Linked DNA regions of Homo sapiens: region 2 is linked to region 1. The links are chromatin contacts, found by Hi-C in ENCODE. All regions are on one chromosome and are shown on one strand. Each heading gives the region's core, a stretch centred on a gene start or an enhancer-like site at or near the end of the contact. The rest is flanking DNA. Distances are from core to core; before and after follow the strand shown. Region 1 has its middle 29 kb from the start of LMO2. Region 2 overlaps ABTB2 (ankyrin repeat and BTB domain containing 2).

Region 1 (6,874 bases), core at 1,651-4,150:
GACATTGATTTTCTCTATTTTATCGCAGTTGGCAAATATCAGATTCAACTTCATTCAACAAATTTTCAACAAATTTTTATTGAGTGTTTTGTGAAGTCATACTGAGCTAGGTATAGGGGTGGAGGTTAAGGGAAAGTATCATACTCTTCAAAGACCCTACAAGCGGTGTGAAGTGTTAAGTAACAACTCAAATATTAAATAAACAACACAAGAGAATGTAGCTAGGCAGAAAATGGGAAATTTAGTGTGTTTGGTGGAAGGAGAAACCAACCAAAGTGTGTGATCTGGGGAGGATTATGGAGAGTCTGGGAGTGATGTTGAGCTTGTGAGGCTGATTTCTGTTTGCACCACTGCCCACATCTCGCCTCTCCCCATCCCCATCTGATATAACCTGCACAAGAATCATTTCAGTTCACTATTTTGTAAAAGGATATGATCAGAAAAAAAGAGTTGGAGTAAAGATGAGCATTTCTAGGAAGAAATGCCCAAAGGGTCTGCTCTGATGCTTGTGAAAATATATTTTGGAGCCAGAGTGAGGGATTATAAAGGGATTTATTTCATTTTGTAGCCCAGCCAAAAGCTCAGGCAGACTATGACTAAAATGGTGGTTTGAGGGACTGGCTGTATGGATCTTTGTTTTTATTTTCTATCCTGTTAAAAAATGCGCAATCTTTACTCTGCCACAGAAGAAACATTGCATGGTTTTTCTGGCTGTTTTCAAGTGTTTTGAAAATTCTATTCCATTTACCCTTTCTGGGACTCTGGGAGACATACTAGGGGGTCAGGGAGGGGCATGGTGGGGACTCACCCCTCCACTGACGCTATTTTTATGGACATAGGGTCTTTTTGAGAAAATTGAGTTGCTTTAAAAGACTTTAAGTTTTGGATTCAACTGTGTTTGTATCCAGGACACAAGCAAAATTTGATTTGCTTAATAGATTCTGTGGGTTGTGCTGTGTTGGGACAAGATATGCCCACATTTTCCCAGCTACCATTTGGGAAGCTTTAATACCCACATGGTGCTTTAGGCTGGGTGGTCTCTGCCTCTAAAGCCCCTGGATAGCACCACCTCTGCCCTGGAGGAGCAATGATTCAGTAAGCAATGCTGTCCAACAGAAATATAATGTGAGTTACACATGCAATATAAAAACTTCTAGTAGCCAAGTAAAAAAGTAAAAAGAAACAGGCAGGATTAGTTTTAACCATATATTTATTTGACTCGATACATCTAAAATATTATTTCAGTACACAATCAATATAAAATGGTAAATGAGCTATTTTGCATTCTTTTTTTCATATTCGGTCTCCAAAGTCTGATGTGTATTTTACACTATAGCATATCTCAATTCAGACTAGCCACATCTTAAGTGCTTCATGGCTACATGTGGCTAGTGACCACCGTATTAGACAGCACAGGTCTAGAGTTCTCAACCGGTCCTTCCCTATCCCTTGGATCCCTGGATGGTGTCTTGTTTTAACCTTTGTTGGCAACAAAGAGCCCAACCCTTTGGATTTGACTAGAAATAGCTCACAACTTAATCCTCCAGCGATATAATTGTCTTCGTTACTCCCAGTGATGGAGTCTGGTGAATTTCCAGGGCCTTCCATTATGGCACCATCAGTACCCACCCCTGTTTATGCCACATTTACACCTTGTCTGTTCATTCCTCTAGCTCTTGCTAACCATTAATCTGCTTTCTGTCTCTGTGGATTTGCCTGTTCTAGATATTTCATATAAATGGAATCATGCGGTATGTGACATTTTGTCTCTGGCTTGTGAGACTTAGCATAATGTTTTCAAGGTTCATCCATGCCGTGGCACCTATCAGTACTTTATTCCTTTTTATTGAGGAATAATATTTCATTTTACGGACATACCACATTTTGTTTATTCATCTGTGGATGGACATTCAGATTGTTTCTACCTTTGGGCTATTGTGAATAGTGATGCTATGAACACTGGTGTACAAGTTTTGTTTGAATACCTGTTTTAACTTCTTTGGGGCATATACCTGCTAGTAGACTGAGTGGGTCATATGTTAATTCTATGTTTAACTGTTTGAGGACTGGCCAGGCCAATCTGTTTTCCTGAGTGACTGAACCATTTTACATTTCCACCAGCAATGCATGGGGGGTTCAACCAATTTCATCACATCTTTGCTAACTCTTTGGTTTCTATTTCTTGTTTTGTTTTTTTAAGTGTTAATTATAGCTACCCTAGTGAGTATGAATTGGTATCTTATTGTGTGTTTTTTTAATGCTTTTTTAAGTTTTTTATTTTATTTTATTTTATACTTTAAGTTCTGGGATACATTGCAGAACGTGCAGGTTTGTTACATAGGTATACACGTGCCATGGTGGTTTGCTGCACCCATCAACCCATCATCTACATTAGGTATTTCTCCTAATGCTCTCCCTTCCCTTGCCCCCCACGCCCCGCCAGGCCCCCGTGTGTGATGTTCCCCTCCCTGTGTCCATGTGTTCTCATTGTTCAACACCCACTTATGAGTGAGAGAACATATTGTGCTTTTTTTAATTGGTAAACTTAATTTTTTTAGAGCAGTTTTAGTTTTACATAAAAATTGTGTGGAAAGTACAGAGAGTTCCCAAATACCCCGTCCCCACACATGCACAACCTCTCCACTGTTGACATATGCACCAAAAGTGGTACATTTGTTGCACTTGATGAACCTACATTGACACAGCATAATCAACCAAAGCCTATAGTTTACATTCAGGTTCAGTCTTGGTGTGGGATATTCTGTGAGTTTTGACAAATATACAATAACTTGTATCCATCATTGTAGTATCATACAGAATAGTTTCACTGCCTTAAAAATCGTCTGTGCTCTGCATCATTGTGGTTTTGATTTGCATTTCCCTAATGACTAATGGCCTTCAGCATATGTCTAGCGGTTTTTAAATAGTGCCTTGAGAAGCCCCCTGAGGGGCCACTGTGGAAAGGAAGAGACAGCTGAGCGGCAGCAATGGTGTTCAAGACTCCCACCCACTCCCCTACCACAGTCACGCCACTTGCATCCATTTGACATGTTTGACTTCTCATGAAATATTCCATTTGAGCAAACGGTTCTGAGGCTTTCATAAGTTTGGCAGTCACTTCCTTGGGCTTGTGTTTTCCACATCTTCACTTGGCTAGTGAGATTGGAAACTTCCAGCACCAAGAGTGGAACCCTATTTTTCTGACTTCTGGTTCCATTCTCTTCCAACTATACCACCCTGTCAGTAAAAACAACAACAATAATGACAATTACCATGTATTAAATGCTTATCTTATGGCAGGCACTGTGGTAAGCACTGTCATGTAACCCTCTCATAACATTGTGAGGGCCATGCATTTTGAGACACAAATCACATTTAGAAATCTTCACCATAGGCTGAGCACGGTAGCTCACGCCTGTCATCCCAGCACTTTGGGAGGCCGAGGCAGGCAGATTGCTTGAGCTCAGGAGTTCAAGACCACCCTGGGCAACATGGTGAAACCCCATCTCTACAAGAAATACAAAAATTAGCTGGGAATATTGGTATGTGCCTATAGTCCCAGCTACTCTGGAGGCTGAGGTGGGAGGATCACTTAAGCTTGGAAGGTTGAGGCTGCAGTGAGCCAAGATCACACCACTGCACTCCAGCCTGGGTGATAGAGTGAGACCCTGTTTCAAAAAGAAAAATCTTCACCATCACCTGCAAGACCCCTCTCCAACCTCATGCTGCTCCTCTTCCACTCAATGACTCTACCCCAGCTCCACGACATTCCTGCTGTCCCTTGTGAAGACCCGCGTGTTCCCAATCTCGAGACCTTCTCATCACTCGGCTCTCCTGTCCTCCTTCACGATAAACCTTTATTTTGTATAGTTTTCATGGATCTTTCAATAACAGGTTACTGAGTTTTCTCAAAAGCACCTGTAGTAGGAATTTGTACCTTCTTTTGAAATTAAGAATGCCGAGTCTTGGCTAAGTAAAATCAATTGCTCAAGGTCACACATTCCCACATTTATGTGCTCATTCATTTTTTTAAAAAAATGTTTTTAAACCTATATTTTGTGCCAGGAACTTAGATAGGTGTTATGTGGGATAAGAAGATAAAATATTAAACAAACAAACAAACAAAAATACCCTGTCCTCAAGGAACTTACAGATCAATAAGACGGGTGAGATAGGAACATAAATATCTATAATACAAGGTAATAATTTGAAGTGCTACATACAATAATCATGCACATGTGCAAAGATTCCATTAGAAGTAGATTCAGTTGCATACCAAGGAAAATTCCGGTAACAGAGGCTTAAGTAAGAGAGACATCTATTGATCTATTGCTTTGTCACATAAAGGAGGTCCAGGGGTAAACATCCTGACTCTGGGGACATCAGAGATCCAAGCTCTTTCTTTCCTTTGCTCAATCACCTTGAGCAGAAGAAAGTGGAATGTGCAGAATGGAAGTGTGGTTTCCATTTGAATGGTTCAAGATGGCACTGGACCCCTAGCCACTCTGCGTGCATTCCCAGCAGTAGAAAGAGGAAGGGGAGGGCAAAAACAGAGCACTTCCTGGCTGAGTCAGTTATCTCTGAACAGCCTTTCTTGAGGTCCCACTTACATTTCTACTTAGTTTTCACTGGCTGATGTATTCACCTGGCCTCAGTACATTGCAAAAGAAGCTGGGAAATGAAATTTTTTTAGCTTATCTTTTGTCACACCAAGTAAAATTGGGGTCTCATTCCAAAGAATAAGAGGAGAATGGATATTTGAAGACACTGAGCTGTCTATCACAGACATTTATTTGAAGCACTTTTTAATGTTAAAAATGTGGAAATAACATAAATATCTAAAATAATGATCGGCTCCATAAATTAATTGATTTATTAATATCATGCATGCTTAAATATTACATTTTAGAAGAACATTTAATGACATAGGAAATGTTTATGATACTATGTTAAGTGAAAATAATAATTACTACTATTCTAGGAAAACAATTAAGATATTATGTAAGAACCATAAAAAAGGAGCAGCTACATCTTGATATAAAAAATTTATAGTACTGTGGTTATCTTTTTTTTCTTTTTTTTTTCAGACAGAGTCTCACTCTGTTTCCCAGGCTGCAGTGCAGTGGCATGATTTCAGCTCACTGCAACCTCTGCCTCCCAGGCTCAAGTGATTCTCTTGCCTTAGCCTCCCAAGTAGCTGGGATTACAGGCACCTGTCACCACACCCAGCTAATTTTTGTATTTTTAGTAGAGATGGGGTTTCGTCATGTTGGCCAGGCTGGTCTCCAACTCCTGACCTCACGTGATCCACCTGCCTCGGCCTTTCAAAGTGCTGGGATTACAGGCGTGAGCCACTGTGCCCAGCCAGTTGTGGTTATCTTTAAAAAAAGAGTTCTTGGCCGGGCACGGTGGCTCACTCCTGTAATCTCAGAACTTTGGGAGGGAGAGGTGGGCGGATCACCAGGTCAGGAGTTCAAGACCAGCCTGGCCAACATAGTGAAACCCCATCTCTACTAAAAATACCAAAAATTAGCTTGGCATGGTGGCAGGTGCCTGTAATCCTAGCTACTTGGGAGGCTGAGGCAGGAGAATCGCTTGAACTGGGAGGCGGAGGTTGCAGTGAGCTGAGATTGTGCTGCTACACACCAGCACCTGCGACAGTGCGAGACTCCGTCTCAAAAAAAAAAAGAGAGTTTTTATCATTTACAGACATATTTATGGATGAAGTCATATGATGTCTGGAATTTGCTCTATAGTGGAAGAGAAAGAGTGAGGGAGGGGAGTATAGGTGAAACCAGAATGGCCATCTGTAAATAATTATTGAAGCTGTGAATGGATAAATGGAAATTTATGGTCTTATTTTCTTTTCTTTTATACATGTCTGAAAATTTTCATAAGAAAAGATTTTTTAAAAAATGGATTAAGTACCAATCACTCATCCTCTGTCTCATTTTTAAATGGACTAATAACACCTATCACACAGGAAGAGTGAAGATTAAGCAAAAAGATAGGGTATATGAAAATACTTTGAGCTGAATAAAGGTGGTCAGAAATGCCTGTTACTCCCATCAGGAGGAGGCTGGCATAAAGCAAGATTAGGGTGAGAAGCCAGGATCTCTGACTCTTTACTCTGGGGTCTTGCACTCCCCACCTGGCCTTCCCTCCTCATTCCCCCAAGGGTGGCAGGGAGTGCCAGGGTGGCTGGATGCAATGCACAGCCAATGGTGAGGCAGGTTCCATTATCAGGCCTCTCAGGCCTCTGACGCCACCCCTACAGGTACTGACTAGGCTACTGTATGCACACAGGCTGCCTTCACTGCAGCAGGCTGGATCACAGTCAAGATGCTCCATTAACTGGCTATGTGGTCTCAGGCAAGTGAGAGCTTCAGTGCCCCTTCTATTCAAGGAAAGGATTAGATCCATTGGTTTCCAAAGAATCTTTCAACACTGATCTTCTCAAGGAACCCAGTTCTTTGGTTCTAGGACACTCTGCCCTGGATGTTTTTAGAAGATAAATATTAATAATATTAGTAAGAACATCTAGCATTTATTGAGTGCTAACTATTAATAAGGCATAAGACTAAGTACTTTGTAAGCTTTAATTTATTTAATTCTTACAACATTTATGAGGTAGGCTGTATTAGTCTGTTTTCATGCTGCTGATAAAGACATACCTGAGACTGGGCAATTTATAAAAGAAAGAGGTTTAATGGATTCACAGTTCCACGTGGCTGGGGAGGTTTCACAATCATGGAGGAAGGTGAAAGGCAGGTCTCACATGGCAGCAGACAAGAGAAGAGAGCTTGTGCAGGGAAACTCCCCTTTATAAAACAATCAGATCTGATGAGACTTATTCACTATCACAAGAATAGCA
Region 2 (6,874 bases), core at 1,354-3,853, 310 kb before region 1:
ATCTATCTAGGAGCGAGCAGCTTTGCGGCTGATGCGATTTCGTTTATCTACCCTCCTCGGTTCTTTGTCTCTTTATCCTCCTGTCTCCCTCCTGGCCTGGCTAACAGGCCTGATGTATCGGCATCTCAATCACTTCTGCTTCCCCAGGAGATCAAGGCCTGGCCTTGGGCCCTGAGGCCTCCCGGAGTAAATCAGTGGATTGAGGGGAGGGGGTGCCGGGGAGGCATCAAAAGAGAATGGGGTCCTCTGGCTTCAAGCTACCTAAAATCTGCTGCTTAAAATGCTGCTGTTAGGGAAAACTGGCGGCACAGAGTCCTTCTCCAGCCCTAGAAATAACCTCTCTGAAACCTGTCGAGTGACCCACCCCAAATTAGAAAGAATTTTTTGTCTTAAAAGGCACATTAAAGAGAGTCCTGTGTTTTCTGCCCTGTGCCTTCTGGAGGTAGAAGACAAGTGTGAATTCTCTACCCTTCTACAACAAGAGCAAAGGAAGAAGAAAATTTCCATATTTTCTCAGCTATTTCAAAACACATTTTTTTACCTTTCATATGAAGTGACTGTTCCAAATGACCTCTTCTTTCCAGGGAAAAAACTCTATTTTAATACTTTTTCTCCCCTCCTCTTTCTCCAGCCCTGTCTCTTTTTTCTATTTTTAATCTCCCTCTGCCAACAAGAATATCCACGGACTTCCCACCTGGCCTTTACCCTTCTCTTCCTTGCAGGGGTGTACCCACCAGCCTGCACCCGATGTCCACGATGTCTGTCCACCCCAGAACCCAGCAGCATCTCTCCCCGTCTGGCGCTCAGCCTGCTTCTGAGTGTGGGCAGCAGGGAAGCTAGGCGCTGTGCTTGCCCAGACCACACAGCTGTCTCTGTTTAGGGCTTTGCTGCCTGAAAGTTTGTTTCAAGGAGGAACAGGCTCTGCTCTGCCTTCTCAGCTTGGTCTCCTTACCTGGGGCACAAAGAGTGTTCACTTAGCTAGCGCTGACCTCCTGCAGCTAATTAATGCCTCTAGCATGGATCAGAAAAAGCTCTGCAAAGTGCAATTAGCGATGGATCACTTGTTGCTACTTCATAGGAGTGGTGTCAGCAGTATTCATGGCTTGTGGCTTAAAAGCCAGAAGGAGATCCCCAATCAGGTCCTGGATGGCTCTGATAGGCAAATCCTCTTAGGAAGGTGGGATCACAGGCACCAATTCCTTTTGACCTCCCCCGCTCCCCTTCCTGTGGGGCTTATTGAACAGAGGCTAATTCATTCAGTATTGGAGATGTAGCAGTTTATTGTGGGGTTCAAGATCCTTGTCATCTCTGAGGATAACAGAGAGAGCCCTTTTATTGAACTCTTGCTATGTGTCAGGCATTGGGTTTAGTGCTTTATGCGATATGTTCATAACCACTACAGAGAAGAAACCATATCCGCTTTACAGATGAAGAAACTGAGGTCTAGAGGTTAAGTACTTACCCCGGGTCATGGTCAGATATTTGGCTGATGGCATTCATTTCTTTTCTAGAAATGTCTTGAGCATCTATGTGGCTGACATTTTTCAGGCAATCCCTGCTATGCAGAGCTTGCATTTTAGAGGGAGTAGGGGCACCAGATACTGAGCAAGTAAGCAAATTAATAAACACAATAATCTCGGCCGGGCACGGTGGCTCACGCCTGTAATCCCAGCACTTTGGGTGGCTAAGGCAGGCGGATCACAAGGTCAGGAGATCGAGACCATCCTGGCTAACACGGTGAAACCCCATCTCTACTAAAAATACAAAAAAAAAATTAGCCAGGCGCCGTGGCGGGCGCCTATAGTCCTAGCTACTTGGGAGGCTGAGGCAGGAGAATGGCGTGAACCCAGGAGGCAGAGCTTGCAGTGAGCCAAGATAGCGCCACTGCACTCCAGCCTGGGCGAAGGAGCGAGACTCTGTCTCAAAAATAAATAAATAAATAAATAAAATAAACACAATAATCTCTGTATAAGTGCTTCAGGGAAACTAAAAGGGCCCTCTTCTGTGGCAGAACTGGGATTCCCAGTCTCTGAGGTTAAGCAGGAGCAGGTAGCATTACCCTGTAAGCTGGGAGTCGCAATAGGCAATTAGTTACCTGACTGTCCCAGGGCTTGGCACTGCCTGGTAGCCCTGCCTTTTCATAAGGAAAAGATTCCGCACAAAGCACTTTACCTAGGTTTTGTGAGAGGCGGAGCCAGAGCTGGCATCCGAGGTGTTCTCACAATGCTGGACTTTGAGGCACAGGAGAGAATTGCATTTCTCCTCTGAGCAGTGGAACCAGCCCTGGTGCCTCCCTTGCCCAGCCTCACCCTGGGACCCTGGGTGTGAGTAGTTAGTCTTGTTATCAGTGAGAGTAACCCAGGAATCTCCCTGATGGGGAAATCCCAGGTAATTTACTGTGTCTCTGATATTCCGGTTACAGCCTCTGCTCTAGAAAGGCCAGGGAGGGGAGAATCTAAAAGTTCTCCATTTCTCGCTTGAGATGGCATCCCCCCATGCTTTCCTTAGGCCTCCTTGAGTAAGGTGTCTGCAAATAGCTTCTCAGCATGACTTCACCCGGAAGCTCATCTGAGTGACTCACAGCCTGCTTTAGGCACCTCCTCCAGGGAGACGCTCTTACCCTTGCCCCCACCCCAACAGGGGAGGGGAGGGGAGAAGGGAAACCCCCTAACTGAGCCACGGAGAAGGCCTTGCCAGAGCACTGTGGAAAATACCTGCAGCCCAGCTTGGCCCTGCTTCAGGTGCCCTGGGATGTATGGTTTCTCTAGTCTTCTGAGAGGGATCAAGCTGACAATTCAAATTTGAGGGAGCGATGACCCTGGAAACTGTGTAGGTCTTAAAAAGAAATATATATCCAAACACACTGACCTGAAAAGATGTCCACAAAATACAGGATTCAGCATTAGGTGAAAAATAATTTCATTATGTTCCTGTTTCTCAAATTCGGTTTGTGATTTTAAAAAATTGATAGGTTAGTACATGTATTTGTACATGTACTATTTGTACTAAAAGCCTATTTGAAGAAAAATTATAATATATTAATAATAGTTATCTCTGGGAGGTAGTATTAAAAGAAACTTTATTCATTATTCCTTTCTGATTTTTAAAAAATAATCATAATTACCTTTATAATAAAAAAAAAAAAGGTGGGCCAGGTACAGTGGTTCATGCCTATAATCCCAGCACTTTGCAAGGCCAAGGCAGATTGCTTGAGCCCAGGATTTCAAGACCAGCCTGAGCAACATGGTGAGACCTTGTCTCTACAAAACATTTTTAGAAACTTAGCTGGGTGTGGTGGTGTACCCCTGTGGTCCCAGCTAATTGGGAGGCTGAGGCAGGAGGATTGCTTGAGCCCAGGAGTTTAACGCTGCAGTGACCTGGGAGGCGGAGGCTGCAGTGAGCCAAGGTCACACCACTGCACTTCAGCCTGGGCAACAAGGAGGCTCTGTCTCAAAAAAAAAAAAAGCTGCAGTGAGCCATGATCATGCCATTTCCCTTCTGCCTGGGTAATAGAGCAAGACCCTGTCTCAAAAAGAAAGGGTTGTTTTTTTGTTTTGCTTTGTCTTCAAAAAAATAAAAAGAAAAATCCTCATGCACCAAGCCCAGGTGTCCTAATTGTGTCCTCATTATTAAATGCCTAACTTCCCGTGGTGGACTGTTAGCAGGAAGCGACTGGGATGGACTTAACATTCACTTAGCAAACAGCTACCTCCCTAGCCACTGGAGGACCAAACCACTATGACAGGGTGTCTCCCTTCAGTGGCTCCCAGCATGATGGAGGGGGTAGTATATGTTTTGCGGGGCATTTGGGGTTTTGGGGGGAGGTTAGGGGGTTTTTTGAGACAGAGTCTCCTTCTGTCACCCAGGCTGGAGTGCAGTGGTGTGATTATGGCTCACTGCAGCCCTGACCTCACAGGCTCAAGAGATCCTCCCACCTCAGCTTCCCAAGAAGCTGGGACCATTACGCCTGGCTAATTTTATTTATTATTATGTATTTTTTTTTAAGAGACAGAGTCCCACTATGTTGCCCAAACTGGTCTCAGTGATCCTCCCACCTTGGTCTCCCAAAGTTCTGAGATTACAAGTGGGAGCCACCATGCCCCCTGACCAACCACCACCCTGCACCCAAGGCCAAGGGCTCGATAAATACTTTGCAAACAAATGGATATGTAAATGAGTAGATACTAAGTGGTCTGTGAGAGAAGGCTACAGATTGTGGTGGGGCTTCAGAAGGTCTCGAGAGGTCCCTTGCTGGGGATTAGGTTAGGCCTCGTGATGGTGCTTCTGGGATATTCCTTTTCTCTAGGATTTAAATGTCTCATTTAAGAACAATTTTTTTTTTTTTTTTTGAGACAGAGTCTCCCTCTATTGCCCAGGCTGGAGTGCAGTGGCGCGATCTCAGCTCACTGCAGCCTCCGCTTCCCAGGTTCAAGTGCTTCTCATGCCTCTGCCTCCCAAGTAGCTGGCGCTACAGGCGTGCACCACTATGCCCTGCTAATTTTTTGTATTTTTAGTAGAGATGGGGTTTCACCATGTTGGCCAGGCTGGTCTTGAACTCCTGACCTCAAATGATCCACCCACCTAGGCCTCCCCAAGTGCTGGGATTACAGGCATGAGCCACCACTCCCAGCATAAGAACAATTTTAGATTTACATGAAAGTCGCAAGAGTATTACAGAAAGTTTCCAGATACCCCACACCGTTTCCCCTATTAACATTATTAACTAAAGTTCATACTTCTTTAGGATTTCCTTAGTTTTTACCTAATGTCCTTTTTCTGTCTCAGGAACCCATGCCATATTTAGTTGTTATATGTCCTTAGATTCTTCTTGGCTGTGACAAGACTTTCTTTGTTCTTGGTGAGCTTGACAGTTTAGAGGAGAGCTGATCAGATATTTTACAGAATATCTTTCAGTCTAAAGTTTTTCTCATGACTAGTGTGGGGTTATAGGGTTTTTTGCGGGGAAGTCCACAGAGGTAAAGTGTCATACTCATCATATCAAGAATACACACTATCGGCCGGGTGCGGGGCTCACCCCATCTCTACTAAAAATACAAAAAATTAGCTGGGCATGGTGGCATGCGCCTGTAATCCCAGCTACTTGGGAGGCTGAGGCAGGAGAATCGCTTGAACCCAGGAGGCGGAGTTTGCAGTGAACTGAGATTGCGCCATTGCACTCCAGCCTGGGCGACTGAGTGAAACTTCGTCTCAGGAGAAAAAAACAAGAATAAGAAGAATACACACTATCAACATGACTTGTCACTGATGATGTTAACCTTGACCACCCGATAATGTTTGTCTGGTTTCTCTACTGTCAAGTATTATTCCCCACTCCCGCCCCTCAGGCCACGTCCACTCTGTAGTCTTTAGAGTGAAGTCACTGTGTGCATTCCATAGCTAAGGGATGGGAAGTTATGCTCTACCTCCTGGGGGAGGGTGGTATCTATTAATGCATAGATTAATTGGAAGATTGATTGGTTTATTCTCCCCTAGTTATTTTTTCAATCAGTAAGCATGCATATATGGGTATTTATTTTATACTTTGGGTCATTATGCAATATTGTGTTATTTATTTTGTTATGCAAATTGTTCCGGCTTTGCCCGTTGAGAGCGCTTTCGGTTGGCTCCCATCTCATCATTTTAGGATTCTTTGAGCACTCTTACTTTCTGGTACCACAAGATGCTCCAAGCTCATTTTCTGTTTTCCATGCCCTGTTCCTAAAATCAGTCAATTTCTCGAAGGAGCTCTGGTTCCTTTTATTGAAGAATGCTATTAGAATCTAGGATCTGCTGTGTGCGGTGGCTCATGCCTGTAACCCCAGCACTTTGGGAGGCCAAGGCGGGAGGATTGCCTGAAGCCAGGAGTTCAAGACCAGCATAGGCAACAAAGTAAGACCCTGTCTCTACAAAAAAGAAAAAGAAAAAGAGAAACCAGAATCTGGGCACTGGATATACTCCTTGCTACTGGAGTGTCTGGGACATTCCTTTTGAAAGAAGGTTTTCGGAAACTAGGTAAAGAATTTGCAGATCATACTGAGATTTCATGATGGAAATAAGAGGAAAAGGACTGGAAGAGGCACTGTAAGCCTCTTGTCATATCAACAACTTCAGGCAGACACCATGGAAGGTCCTGTGGCATCTGTCTGGTGGGAGGGTATTATAAACAGTCAAATAAATGACCACAGATGCTTTAGGAAGGGGCCATCAGCATTTAGGGACTGTAAGGGGGCAACTCTCCCCATCGTCAACTTACCAGAGCCTTCCCCGTCCATGTCCTTGTTCCAGGTACCATTTTTGAGTCCATCCTGTGTTCCAGGCACTGCCCTAGGTTCTCACTCAACCCTCAGGGCTCCCCGAAAGTTATTTTAGGTATTGTTGGCCCCGTCTTACTGCAGAAAGGCTGAGGACTTGTCTGGGTAAGTGACTAACCCCTCATTCAAACCCAGGTACAACCCTCAAATTCTCCCTCACTGAGCTGACTGCCACTTAACGTGGTTTGGGAACTTCTTAGCTTCAAAATGCAACACTCCCCCTTTGATAGAGATGTGGATGTTAGTGCAGGCAAGGACTATGGTGTCACCAAGGTCACCGGTCCCCCTGCTCTGATCACAGCAGTCATCACAGGGAACTGTAAAGAGGTAGGGTGTGTTTGCGCATGCATATGCGAGTGCTGAGTGCGTGTGCCACCTCCCACCTACAGGCTTCCCAGGAGCTTCAACAGAGAACCCTTGCCCATTGCCTGGCAGGTAGCTGTATCCGACTAGGGGCCCTGCTGTTGAGAACTGAACAACAGTGAGCTTCAGAAGAGAGGAACGTGAACATATCTAGAAAAGCCATAGGAAAGTGGCTGGCAAAACTGAAACCAGTGGCAAGA

What was found. A loop is a pair of places that touch in the nucleus more often than their neighbours do. Pooled maps may share reads with other maps.
Region 2: a pooled map shows a loop between it and region 1 (4-fold over the local background). The contact joins two enhancer-like sites. A Hi-C loop is called at or near these places in 2 of 37 single-sample maps with no recorded cell type and 3 of 50 pooled maps.

Annotation. Positions count from the first base shown.
Region 1 is chr11:33,917,482-33,924,355 of GRCh38, reverse strand. No RefSeq gene overlaps it. Among named protein-coding and RNA genes, the nearest start is that of LMO2, 29 kb to the right of the region's middle. Within about 2 kb of position 2,900, at least 3 of the 41 ENCODE cell types and tissues checked have a DNase peak (open chromatin) inside an H3K27ac peak, as active enhancers do.
Region 2 is chr11:34,229,925-34,236,798 of GRCh38, reverse strand. All of the region lies in intron 1 of ABTB2 (ankyrin repeat and BTB domain containing 2), which reads left to right. Among named protein-coding and RNA genes, the nearest start is that of ABTB2, 120 kb to the left of the region's middle. RefSeq lists enhancers at 2,268-2,597, 2,274-2,798. Within about 2 kb of position 2,603, at least 13 of the 41 ENCODE cell types and tissues checked have a DNase peak (open chromatin) inside an H3K27ac peak, as active enhancers do.